2 separate regions of the Mus musculus genome follow, and region 1 is linked to region 2. A link is a contact called in ENCODE Hi-C or POLR2A ChIA-PET data. All regions are on one chromosome and are shown on one strand. The core of a region is the stretch at or near the end of the contact, and the rest is flanking DNA. Distances in the headings are between cores, read along the strand shown.

Evidence for each region. Hi-C counts contacts between places; a loop is a spot of excess contacts on that map. ChIA-PET counts read pairs that join two places held with the same protein, here RNA polymerase II (POLR2A).
Region 1: a loop to region 2 is called in a map of heart, with 2.5 times the contacts of the local background. The contact joins two enhancer-like sites. A Hi-C loop is called at or near these places in 1 of 37 maps with a recorded cell type or tissue (heart). POLR2A ChIA-PET finds 5 or more read pairs at or near these places in 1 of 5 experiments (Patski).

Annotation. Positions count from the first base shown.
Region 1 is chr15:95,877,868-95,883,916 of GRCm38, reverse strand. All of the region lies in intron 2 of Ano6 (anoctamin 6), which reads right to left. Among named protein-coding and RNA genes, the nearest start is that of Gm41389, 31 kb to the left of the region's middle. Within about 2 kb of position 3,201, at least 1 of the 3 ENCODE cell types and tissues checked has a DNase peak (open chromatin) inside an H3K27ac peak, as active enhancers do; it is heart, where a contact is called at or near this core.
Region 2 is chr15:95,833,462-95,839,376 of GRCm38, reverse strand. The region is part of intron 1 of Ano6 (anoctamin 6); the gene reads right to left. Among named protein-coding and RNA genes, the nearest start is that of Gm17546, 6.3 kb to the right of the region's middle. Within about 2 kb of position 3,401, at least 1 of the 3 ENCODE cell types and tissues checked has a DNase peak (open chromatin) inside an H3K27ac peak, as active enhancers do; it is heart, where a contact is called at or near this core.

The sequences.
Region 1 (6,049 bases), core at 1,952-4,451, 45 kb before region 2:
CGCTGGCCAACAGGTTCCTCAGCTCAGGATGAACGCTGCAGTTTGCTGAGTCAGTTATCTAGACTTCCAGCTTCCTGATACAGCTATCCAGAGACTGACTGTGCTCTTCCTGATACAGCTATCCAGACCGACTGTGAGCTAAGCAGAGCACGGCTGTGGGTATGGTGGAACACAGCAAGTCTTCAGATCTTCCCTCCTGTGCAATTCTTCTTCCACAGACTCCCTCAAGGTTGCAGTCTTTCACACCCCTGGTGACGTGAGATTGGCAGTCACCTAAGGTCACACCCCTGGTGACATGAGATTGGCAGTCACCTAAGGGTTTTCTTGACGTGGTAAGATATCTATGGTGCTCTTCATCTGCTCAGGGTACTCAGCAGGGGTGCTCTCCCTCAGTTTTTCTAAGCCCCACGCTCCTCTCAAGCCATTGACCTTTACTGTGGAAACTGATATTTTTAATTTCATTGAAATCAACAGGAAGGAAAACCTAGAGTCTCAGGAAACAGAGGGCCATGTAGGTCAGCATACATTGGGCGATTTTTTTTAATTGGATATTTCTTTATTTATATTTCAAATGTTATCCCCTTTCCTGGTTTCATCCCCAGGAATCCCCATCCCATCCCCCTCCCTGCTTCTATGAGGGTGTTCTCCCACCCGCTACCACCCACTCCCACCTCCCCACCCTCACATTCCCCTACACTGGGTCATGGAGCCTTCACAGGACCAAGGGCCTCTTCTCCCATTGATACTCAGCAAGGCCATCCTCTGCTACATACGCAGCTGGAGCCATGGATCCCTCCATGTGTACTCTTTGGTTGAAAGTTTAGTCCCTGGGAGCTCTGGGGGGTGGGGGGGGGTCTAGTTGGTTGATATTGTTGTTCTTCCTATGGGGTTGCAAACCCCTTCAGCTCCTTCAGTCCTTCCCCTAACTCTTCCATTGGAGCACCCCCCCACCCCTGTGCTCAGTCCAATGGTTGGCTGCAAGCATCCATCTCTGTATTTGTCAGACTCATAGAGATACTGCTTTCCCCCTTCGACTCAGGCCGTCTTAGAAGTGCTGCTGGTTGTGCAGGGATGGGATCCACAACACCCAGTCCCAACGACTCATTTATGACAATGGCAGGAAAGCATTTAAAATGCATCACAGGGAAGAATAAAAATGAGAGTTCATAAAACCTCACTCAGTTGTTAGAAATGGTCTATGAATTAAATGCTCCAAAGGAACAAGCTCACAATAGAGCCAGGGAGACAGCCAGAGTTCAACGCACTTGCTGCTCTTGCAAATGACAGGTCAGTTGGCAGCATCCACATCAGGCAGCTCACAAACATCTGTAAATGCTGTTCCAGGGGACCCAATGCCTTCCGGCTTCTCTGGGCACCTGATTTCACATGCACATACACCCACACAGAAAGATACACATGCATACGTATGTGTGTATATATTTAAATATATATGTTTATGTGTGTATATGTTGACAAGAGCTGAGGAGTGTCTGATATCTCACACTAATGTACCAAGGCTCAGTTTTATAGGAATTCAATAAATTCAACCTGGCTTCTACTTCAAAGTCAGCTAGAAACAGTCAATGATAAGGTATTACAGTACCCACTAAAGGCAGCTGATTGGCTAGATGGCTAGGAGTTGTGTATATATGTGTGTGTATGTATATGTATGTGTGCATTCATGTGTGTGTGTGTGTGTATATATATATATATATATATATAATACATGCATATATACACATATATGTATGCATATGCATATATATACATATGTATGAATATACATATATACACACATGCATGCATAAACATATATACATATGTGCACATAAACAGACACATGAATATGTATGTTTATATACACACATATATATGCATATTCATATATACATATACACACACATTCTTAAAAGTGGCTAAGCTTTTATGCCTGAATATTTCTCACAGTATATGGCATTTTTGGTATCTTAAAACAAGATATTGCATACTGTTACTTAGGAAGCCAAAAGGAGAAAAAAGAATGAGGACTTTGGGGTCCAGGAGATCTAGGCTCAAATCCCAACTCTATTGCAGACAATCAGTCACATGCCTTGGTGTATGCATGTTATCCTTTCAGGATTAGCGCCATGGCGAAAAGACCGTGTTCTCTGCTGAGACAATCAGCCTAAAGTCTGGGGTACAGACAAAGGTCAGTAAGGGAGACCCATCGGTGCTCTCTACTTAAATGTGTCCTTTCCTGAACCTTGTCATCCCTGGGTGTTCATACCTACCACCCCTCTCCCCTCTCTCCATCTGTCTCTCTGTCTGTCTCTGTCTCTCTCTTTCTCTCTCTCTGTCTCTCTCTCTCTCATGCCTTTCCTAGCTATGAGCTGCCTTTAGTGGGCACTGTAACACTCTATCATTCACTGCTTCTAGCTGACTTTGAAGTAGAATCCAGGTTAAATTTGATGAATTTCTATGAAACTGAGCCTTGGTGTTTTAGTATGTGGTATCAGACACGTTAGTTGTCTTCAGTTTGAGGAAAATAGAACTAAAGTGGAAGAAGGTCCCGTTCCATAAATAAATAAAGTACTAAAGTGGAAGGTCCTGTTCCCCAAATAAAGAAAGTATGCTAAGGCTATAAAGGTTACCACTAAACTGTACTCTGCCCTTCCATTCGGTATATTTCAAAAACACTTTAAAAAAAAAAGATTTATTCTTTATTATGTAAATGCACGTGCACCTGAGTGTAGGTTTCTACATGTACGTTCAGGGTTCTAGGAGGCCGGCCGGAAGTGGTCACCGGCTTTCCTGAGGCTGGAGTTAGAGGGAGTGCGAGCCACTTGACATGGGCTCTGGAAAGGAGCCCAAGAGCTCTGCAAAAGCAGTATGAACCCTGAACTGCTGTGCTGCCCGGCAGGAGCAACCCGCTAAAAGAAGGCATGTCATTGTCACGGAGAGTGAGTGCAGGAACAATAATGAACAGTCAATAAAGATAAAAGGTTGGGCCAGAGAAGGCGGGTGGAAGAAAATGTGCTAGCCACTGGGACAACTTCAACTGTTGGACCCTAGTAATGAACACTGGCTGGAAGCCTCTGGCAGGAGCATGAAGAGGAAATGCGTTATCAGAAGGAAGCATTCTCAGTCATCTGGGAGGACAAAGTCATTATGGGGACCTTTTACAGAAACGCCCAGATTGTGTCTGTTTCTCTAACAATGCCCTTAGGAGGGACTGGGGAGATAAAATACAGTGCAGATAACCTCTGACCTTTCTGGCTCCAGTTTCATCTCAAGTTTCCTTCTAAAGCTGTCTCCCCAACCCTCAGGACCCTTGGGGTATCACCCACCCTGTGCTGGGCTCTCAGTGGCTGAATCACAAGTCACACTACATACTCACTGCTCTCCAGTTCACCCCATACTAACACTTCTAAACAAACATGCTCAAGTCCCACACGAGACAAAACCCTTCAGCTGCTCCCAGTGATTTCACGGAAAGCCTGGGCGTCCCTGCTGGGTACGTAACACGGCTCTTGATCTGACTATAACCTACAGATTATAAACACGTTATTCCCTATTCTAACTATCCAGTCTGACCTTACTTTTTCTAACCAGGGTTTTGACTGCCATCTTCTTGCTCTTGTAATCTCCCCCCATCCTTCTCTAACCACCTATGCAAATTCTAGTTCGGCTTTGTTTTCTAAGTCAGTACATACGTGCTGTACACACCTCTGAAGACTCCTGACCCTTTGGGGGAGGGTCTCTGAAAGGCCAAGAACATTTCCATAACTTAGAAGATGGTGTTTATCTTTCTAGTGTTAACATCTGCAGGTCAGTGATTAAGAGTGATGGAGGTGGGCTGAAGAGATGGCTCGGTAGTTAGGAGTGCTGGTTACTCTTCCTAGAGGACCTGGGTTTGAGTCCCGGCACCCACATAGCGGCTTACAACCTCTGCATCTGTGGTTGCAGAGGATCCCATACCCTCCTCTTCCACCACACACGCTTGTAGTATAGACATACATGCAGGCAAAATACCCATATCTATAAAATAAAAAGGGTTTAAAACAAAATCATACTGGCTAGTTTTGTGTCAACTTATCACAGAGAAAGGAGCTTCAATTGAAGAAATGCCTCCATGAGATCCAACTGTAAGGCATTTTCTCAATTAGTGATCAAGGGGGAAAGGCCCCTTGTGGGTGGGACCATCTCTGGGCTGGTAGTCTTGGGTTCTATAAGAGAGCAGGCTGAGCAAGCCAGGGGAAGCAAGCCAGTAAGTAACATCCCTCTATGGCCTCTGCATCAGTTCCTGCTTTCTGACCTGCTTGAGTTCCAGTCCTGACTTCCTTTGGTGATGAACAGCAATGTGGAAGAGTAAGCTGAATAAACCCTTTCCTCCCCAACTTGCTTCTTGGTCATGATGTTTGTGCAGGAATAGAAGCCCTGACTAAGACAAAAATGAAGGGTGAAGACCACTGCTTTGCTGAACACAGTGACCCCACTGCGCTTGCAATCAGTCCCTAGCCACACTCTCCCCTTCCTGCAGAGCCTCACCACCTGGCACACTCACCTCCCAGCTCTTTAACATGCTGTGTAAAGACAGAAGTTCTCGTAAAGCACTGTTCTCTATCTCCACATCAGAGTTCCCCGAAGTCCCTGGGAAAAGCGCTTCTGAACTGTGACCTCAAATATCCCTGTGCACCAGGAAGGGTTCTTTCTATGCCACTGAAATTGACTAAAATATAATTATAGAGACTTAGGTAGCTGACAGATACTGTTGAGAAAACATACTTGCCATTAATGACTATATCCTAAAACTTCAAGCAAGTATAAGAACGCAGCACACTTGTTTGCATCCTGACTGACCAGTTGCTTCCTAATAATGACTTTTTGTTGAGACTGAAGGTAATGTTAGGAAATGTGACCTTTTTTTTTTCTCTCATTTTGCATAAGGAAACAAGTAAACCTTTGTAAGAGCTGCTAATCTCCAATATTTACTACGACATAAGCAAAGAAGAAAATCCAGCTATCTACTCTTGCACAGACCTAAAAATTAGATAAAACAATGTCATTTCTTCTGCATATTCTAGATTAATATATGCGAATGTATATTAACATGGTTCAGTATTAATTTAATTAGCACTCTTTGGTTTATTGTTGGTCATATTTAAACTATTAAATGTGTTAAGTTTTAGTGCACAGTTTTAAGGTCTAGTGTACTGAACATTATGTAGGCCCATGTTATTGAGTGTAAAATGTTAAGACTTTAAAGTTGAGAGCTATAGTTCTATACAATTCTAATATTGCATGATATAAAGTACCATAATATAATGGCATACATGTGTAACATAATAGATCTTTGTGGGTACACTATCAGTAACTTTAATTGGACCATAATCCAGAAGGAAAAGTCTGTTTTGCTCTGAACCTGCAACACCGGGAAAAGCAATCCAATGGATACTTGTTGCACTAACTTGATGTAACATATTCCAGTGAAATTAGTTAATGTAACCACTCGCTTAAAGTCTTATACTTAGTTGCCAAAAGACAGGACCAACAGTCTATCTAACCTTGCAGGTTTGCGGAGACTGCTGTGGATGATGTAGGCAAGCAGCAACTCCATCTTGATGCAGCCCCCAGTTTCTCTCCATTCCTTCACATTTTTATGTCTTTGGTTTGCTCATTTGGGATGGGGCTGAGGCTCCTTCTGTGACACTTGGGACCGCCTTGAGCTCCAGATCCTCCTGCTTCACACCCTCCTGTGCAGCTGAGATTTCAGGCTGATGGCGCTGCACCCATTCACAGTGGGCTTCAGTGTTTAATCCCCTCATCTTTGTGTCGTGGGTCCATTTTCTAGGGTCTCCTTTACCTTCCATGGTAAAGCGTCGGGATTTTCCCTTGCCTGCCTGCTGAGGTTCCCTAGCTCAGAGCACCTTCCCTTTCCTTAAATGTCATGTCTCATATTCTAATGGTTGAGCTATTTGTGCAATGGTTTAATCAATGTCTTGTCTCTCACTAGAACGTATGCCCCAAGGGGACACAGACTGTGCCATCTTTTCATTGCTATTTCCCAAGA
Region 2 (5,915 bases), core at 2,152-4,651:
ATTTATGATATGACTCCCAGCACCAGCCAATCATGTTAAAGGCTACAGTAGCTTTTCCAATCATATGCTTGCACACCCACTCCTGCTTGCCGCTTACTATAAAGCCTTGCCCCACAGACATTCGGGGCTCCCCCACTACCAAAACCATCCTGCATGATGGCAATGCATTGAGGGGGCCCTGAGTTAGCTTAAATAGAATAAAGACCCTACTGTGAGTTGGATCAGACCGGCTCCTGTCTATTTGGGGGAGAGGGGATCACTAGCATTTCCCTGGCACCACACACACACACACACCTTGGAGAGCTATGCTGAGGCAAGGCTCCTCAACCTTTCTACCACCTTTGAGCAAGGAGATCTCACTGCGAAGGAGAAATGGGTATGAACAATGATTGACAGGAGAGGGTCAGCTGATCAGGCATACTGGATTTTTTTTTTTTTTTTGTTCTGTTTCTTTTGTCTTGTTTTTCTTTCCCTGAGTTCTGCAAATACTTGAGAGTCTGAGTTGCTTTTTGGCCTCCCGTCCCTAAAATAATGGTTCCCAAATGTCAGTGCAAGAATCAAATAAATAACCACCGCTTGCTAAACTCTCAGAATAATCCGTGCAGTTTGCCAAGGAGAGTCTGGGCTGACAACTGGGCTAGGGGTGGCTCTGCTGTAAAGATCAACCTGTGCAACCCTGCCCTAGGAAAGATATCTCTGGTTTTCAGGTCACAGGGTAAAGGACTTCACAACCCAGCTTTCCCCTCAGTCACTGTACTGACCGCGGTGACCTCTACTGGGTTAATGATCAAACCATCCAGGCAAAACCACAAAGACAGACCATGCCCACTGCCTTCCGTCTCAACTGAGAAAAGTAACTTAGAGAAAAGAATCTACAGATAGGGCGATTATCCCCACATACAGAGCCCTCACAGGAAGGAAAGTTCCTGGCAGGTGCTACCGGGGATGTCTCCACTGCCAGAGGACAAAGGGAAAACTCACCCCTCAACTATTAGCTTTCTTAGTTTCCCAATTGAAATAAACTTCATCCGGGTACTGAGAACATGAATCCAGTGTGCTTAGCCATCAGCTAACAATGCCCAAGGCGGGGAGGGTGGGGGGAACCTTCAGAATATTTAACCTTTTACAAGTTCCTGATTCCTGAACCATGGGTTGCCATTTTAGTTAAAACTTGAAGGGTTTTTGGAATCAGTGCATTGAGTAATATGAGGAAAACTTTAATTTCATGTTTTCTTCTGTCAACTACAGTAGGTCTCTGCTCCCTGTGCTAATGTTCAATTACAGAGCACCTTAATTTCCTTAAATAAAATAAGCCTGGTGAATAAAGAGAGACTTGCACTCATCTGCTTCATGTCCTTGGTCTTAAGGCAGGGAGGAGAGAGGCTCGGAGAGAGTGGGCATGTTTGCAGAGCTGGGGCTCAATCTAGGAACGGCCCAGAGCCTCCACTCACCTCTCCTCCCAATTCAACAGAGCCCTAGCCAGTGAAATGGAGTCAGGGCCTGCACAGAAGTGTGATTGCATGCCTGCTCAGCAGCAGTCCCAGCTTGTTTCTGTGAGACACTCCTTCAGTGAGTCTTCAACTACCAGGACATAAACCAACAAGGGCAGAGGACATGGGGACCTGTGCTTGAAAGACAACACACAGGCACTTAGCAACTGGCTTAGGCACTGGAGAAGTCCCATCCTAAATGAGGAAGGGCCAGAGGCAAGTTTATTTCAACCACACAGGTTCTTCTAGAACTGAAGGCCAAGGTGGGGCAGAGGGCAGAAGGATAAGCCAAATTCCACTAAAAATCAGTTATCTCTTGTTTTAAATCCTGGGACTATTTAACATATCACCTCTCCCTCTTTGTCTCAGTTAATATTCCTCCCCCCTCCCCCCTCTCTCTTTCCCACCCTGGTGGGTTGTTGGGGGGGGGGGGATGTGACAGGGGATGGGATGGGACAGATAAGACAGTCCAAGATGTCTACCAAGCTCTCCAACTGCTTCTGTTTTCTCATAGAAATCTAACATGAGTCCTCCATCCTTGGAAGGGTTAGAGAGTCCACGCTAAGGGCAGGAAGAAGCCTGCACAAGTGCCTAGAGCCCACACACACACAGCCCACCTCCTCCCTCTCTTCTTCGCCTCTTGTACTCTGGTTGAAGTATTTCATAAATAGCTGGAGCTGAGGGCAATAAAGAGCTAAAAATACCAGCACTGAGGGTTTCTAACAGCAAACGGTGCAGCCAAGTCACGGTGAAGGAAGCCTGGAACTGCAGGGGGAATCAGCAAAATTCTCTAGATAAAAGTCGGGGTTCGGGGGTTGGAGGGGACGCCAATGGAGGGAGGAACGAACACATCTTCAGACTGGTCATCTGAGACAAATGCATCCACACGAGAACAAAAGACATTACCAAAAAGAGACACAAAGCAAGAAGCATTTGGAGGACCAAAAAGAAAAAAAAAAAAAACTATGAAAACTCAAACTGCGGCAGAAATTAAAGTCACCAGCAGGCTTGAGCCATCCAATTCCGGGTATGCTCATTAAGTTGGATCAAGAGATCAAAGAGCAATCGTGCAAAGTGTGGGAGCCAATATCAGATGACAGAAGTATTCACAAGCTGAGATAGAGAAAGAAAAAAAAATCCCAGCATATAACACTTTTTTTTTCTTTCTAGAATTAAAGGCTATTTTGCTCCCCAAATTAAACTTTCTCCCCCCCCCCCAAAAAAAGTGGTCAGGCGTGGTGGTGCACACCTTTAATCCCAGCACTTGGGAGGCAGGCCGATTGCTGGGAGTTCAAGGACAGCATGGTCTATATGGGGGTCTCACCCTGTGGTCCTCAGCCCCTTTGGGGTCTGACTGACCCTTTCCCAGGGTAGAGTATCAGATATTTACATTACAATTTTAACTGTAGCAACAAGAGAGTCATGAAGTAGCAACAAAAATGATGTCTGGCTGGGGGGTCAGCACAACATGAGGAATATATGAAAAGGTCACAGCCCTGGGAAGCGTGGGAACCATTGGTCTACATAGTCAGTGAGTTCCAGGTCAGCCAAGGACAACAGTTAAAAAAAGAAAAGGAAAGGCCGGCCAGAGCGAAGGATCTGCTAATGTTTCCACATGTTAACAGGATCTAAATCAGGACTCAAAAAGAAAAGCCCACAAAATCCCAGAGGAAAGGGTTTATATACAGAAGATCAGAGTCTGATGCATAGAACTTGTCAAGAACTAGCTGGAGAAACATCCTTGAGTGCAAGGTCATCAGTTAAAATCCAGGAAGAGGAAGGCATTTTCAGACGTGTCTCTTCCATCTCTGCAACTCCAGCCTTCCTCTGTGAGGCCCTGGGAAATGTGTCCATGGAACACTCAACCAACAGGAAAGACAACACATAGCAAGGCCCTCCTACAAGACAGAGCCTAAAGGAGCTGGCAGGAAGGTGCTAAGTGGAAACCATTCTCTGCCCTGAGAGCAATGGAAGGTTCCAGAGGCTCTTCCTCCAAAGATGACCTTGACAGAATCCCTGTGTGGCTGGTTATATCGAAGAGAGATTTACAACTGGTATAGAATTTGAGGTTGAATTATTCATAACTATATCAAAGATTAACAATGAAAAAAAAGTCAATATTGGCCGTGCAACCTAACCATGAGAGGCAAAAGTAAATCAAACTATATTAAACGGTTCATCTGTGGAGAAGATTCCACAGTTGCAATAAAGTAAACACTGGATATTGATCTCATCCAAATTACAGTACAATTACAATATGATTACAGCTGGCAAAAAAATGAGAACTGAGAAGCAAGGGGCAGGAGGGGATGAAAGCAAACTAAATGCTGGCACCAAAGGATGGTGCCTAAACCTGAGAAACAGATAAGTTACAGTGTCAGTGTGTGGATTAGAAAGGCACACCTGATACCCCCTGACAGCTCACAACTGCCTGTAACTCTAATTCTAGGGGAAGCAGATGCCCTCTTTTGTCCTTCAGGACACAGTACACATAAACTCATGTAGGTATATACATATTCACACACAGAACAAATAAACAAACACGTTTTTACAAAAAGGAAGAAAGAGTTCATTGGTAGAGCACTTGACAAGCAGACGTACACTCTGGGGTCAATCATCAAGCCTAAGAAAATAAAGAGAGAGAGAGTGCATGCTCACTTCAAACATCTCATGAGAGCCAGTACCTACAATATGCCGGACCCTACGCTACATGCAAAAGATGTATCAGTGTACCAACCATAAGATGTTCCTTTGTGGGAACTCACTCTGCTTAGAGAAAAGAAGGACATTAACAGGTTGCTATGTCAGACTATATCTCAGGTAACTATTTGGGGCAGGGTGGGGAAAGGAACGACATCTGAAACCTGAAAGAATGGGACAGAAGTTGACTGTGGGGAAAAAGAAAAGCTTTAGGGGAGGAGGGGAGACCGATGGTGCAATCGCAGAAAAGGTTTGGGTGTGCTCACGACAATGCCTTGGGGTCAGTCACCAAGACTGAAAGAACATAAAAGAGAAAAGAGGCCACCCTCAAATACACCTCTCAATACCCAGCCAATATGACCCCAAAGGAAGGCAGAGAAGAGGAACAAGCTGAAGTAGAGGAATCCAGATGGACTCCAATGAAACGCATTCTGCGAGGCAGACAAGAGCAGAGTACCCCAGCATCACAGAGCTGCCTGATGCAAGAGTGGGCATCGCACACCAGCCAGTAGACTACTGTTGGGGGCAGCTAACAAGGTTGACTGAAGTGGAGACAGAGAAGACAAAGTCAAGATCATTTTGAAAGGAGAACTCAGGTTCTGGAAGGAATGAAGGTACCAAAAGAGTACACATGGTGGGACCCATGGCTCCAGCTGCACATGTAACAGAGGATGGCATCAGTGGAAGGGGAGGCCCTTGGACCTGTGAAGGGTTGATGCCCCAGTGAAGGGGAATGCTAGGGCGATCGGGGGGGGGGCACCCTCACAGAAGCAGAGGGAAGGCGATGGGATGGGGGTTTGAGGAGTGGAAACTGGGAAAGGGAATAACATTTGAAATGTAAATAAATAAGATATCCAAAAAGAAAAAAGAAAAAGATATCAAAGGAGAAACCCGGACCGGTTCCCACCTCATGTAGGTAGTATTTCAACTCTGGAGATGGGGAGGAGGTAACACTGTCCGTCCACAGACAGAGAAGGTACCAGAATAGGAGGCAGGATAGAGTCAGGGACACATGAAGCAAATCTAGACTTCGTTCTTGGAGAAGCAGGCAAATGGAGTGTTTGAAGCTCAAAACAGTTCAAAAGTGTTATATCAAAGCCCTGGGCACAGAAGAATATGCAGAGAAAATGGGGCGCAAAACCATAGCAGGAAAAAAAAAATAAAGTCACCATTCCAACATCCTACAAAGAAGGAAATGCTATCAAAGGACCAGAAAATAGACAGCAGGAACTGGGAAGACAAATTGGGAAGTAATTACAAGAAGGAAGTGAGCCCTGAGTGAGTTTCAAGGAAGTAGCATCCATCCAATCCAAGTAGCATTCCCAAGCTAGGGAAATAAAGCATTGTAGAAAAGAGACAGAAGAAAACCCCGGGATTCCACTCACGGGCCACTGTGACTCGCTGTGCAGGGGCACAGGACTCTGTCTCAGAGTGCTCATCTAGAACACGGGACACAGGAGAGGTGGGGTTCTCAAACCCCAGTTCTCAACGATGAAGCACAAACCACCGACCATTTTGCTCATCCTCCTCCGATGACCTAAGGATCCCGAATAGTGACCCTCAAGGACGTCCCATCCCGCCAAGCTTAGTAAGAGGTCTCCTGGAGAGCAACCAGGAAACCCTGGGACCCACCTGTGAACCAAAAAAGGCTCTGATGGGCAAGCTTCCCACGCTGGAAGCAGACAATGTCCTGGCAGAGAAAACAAGGTTTGTGAGCACGGGGCA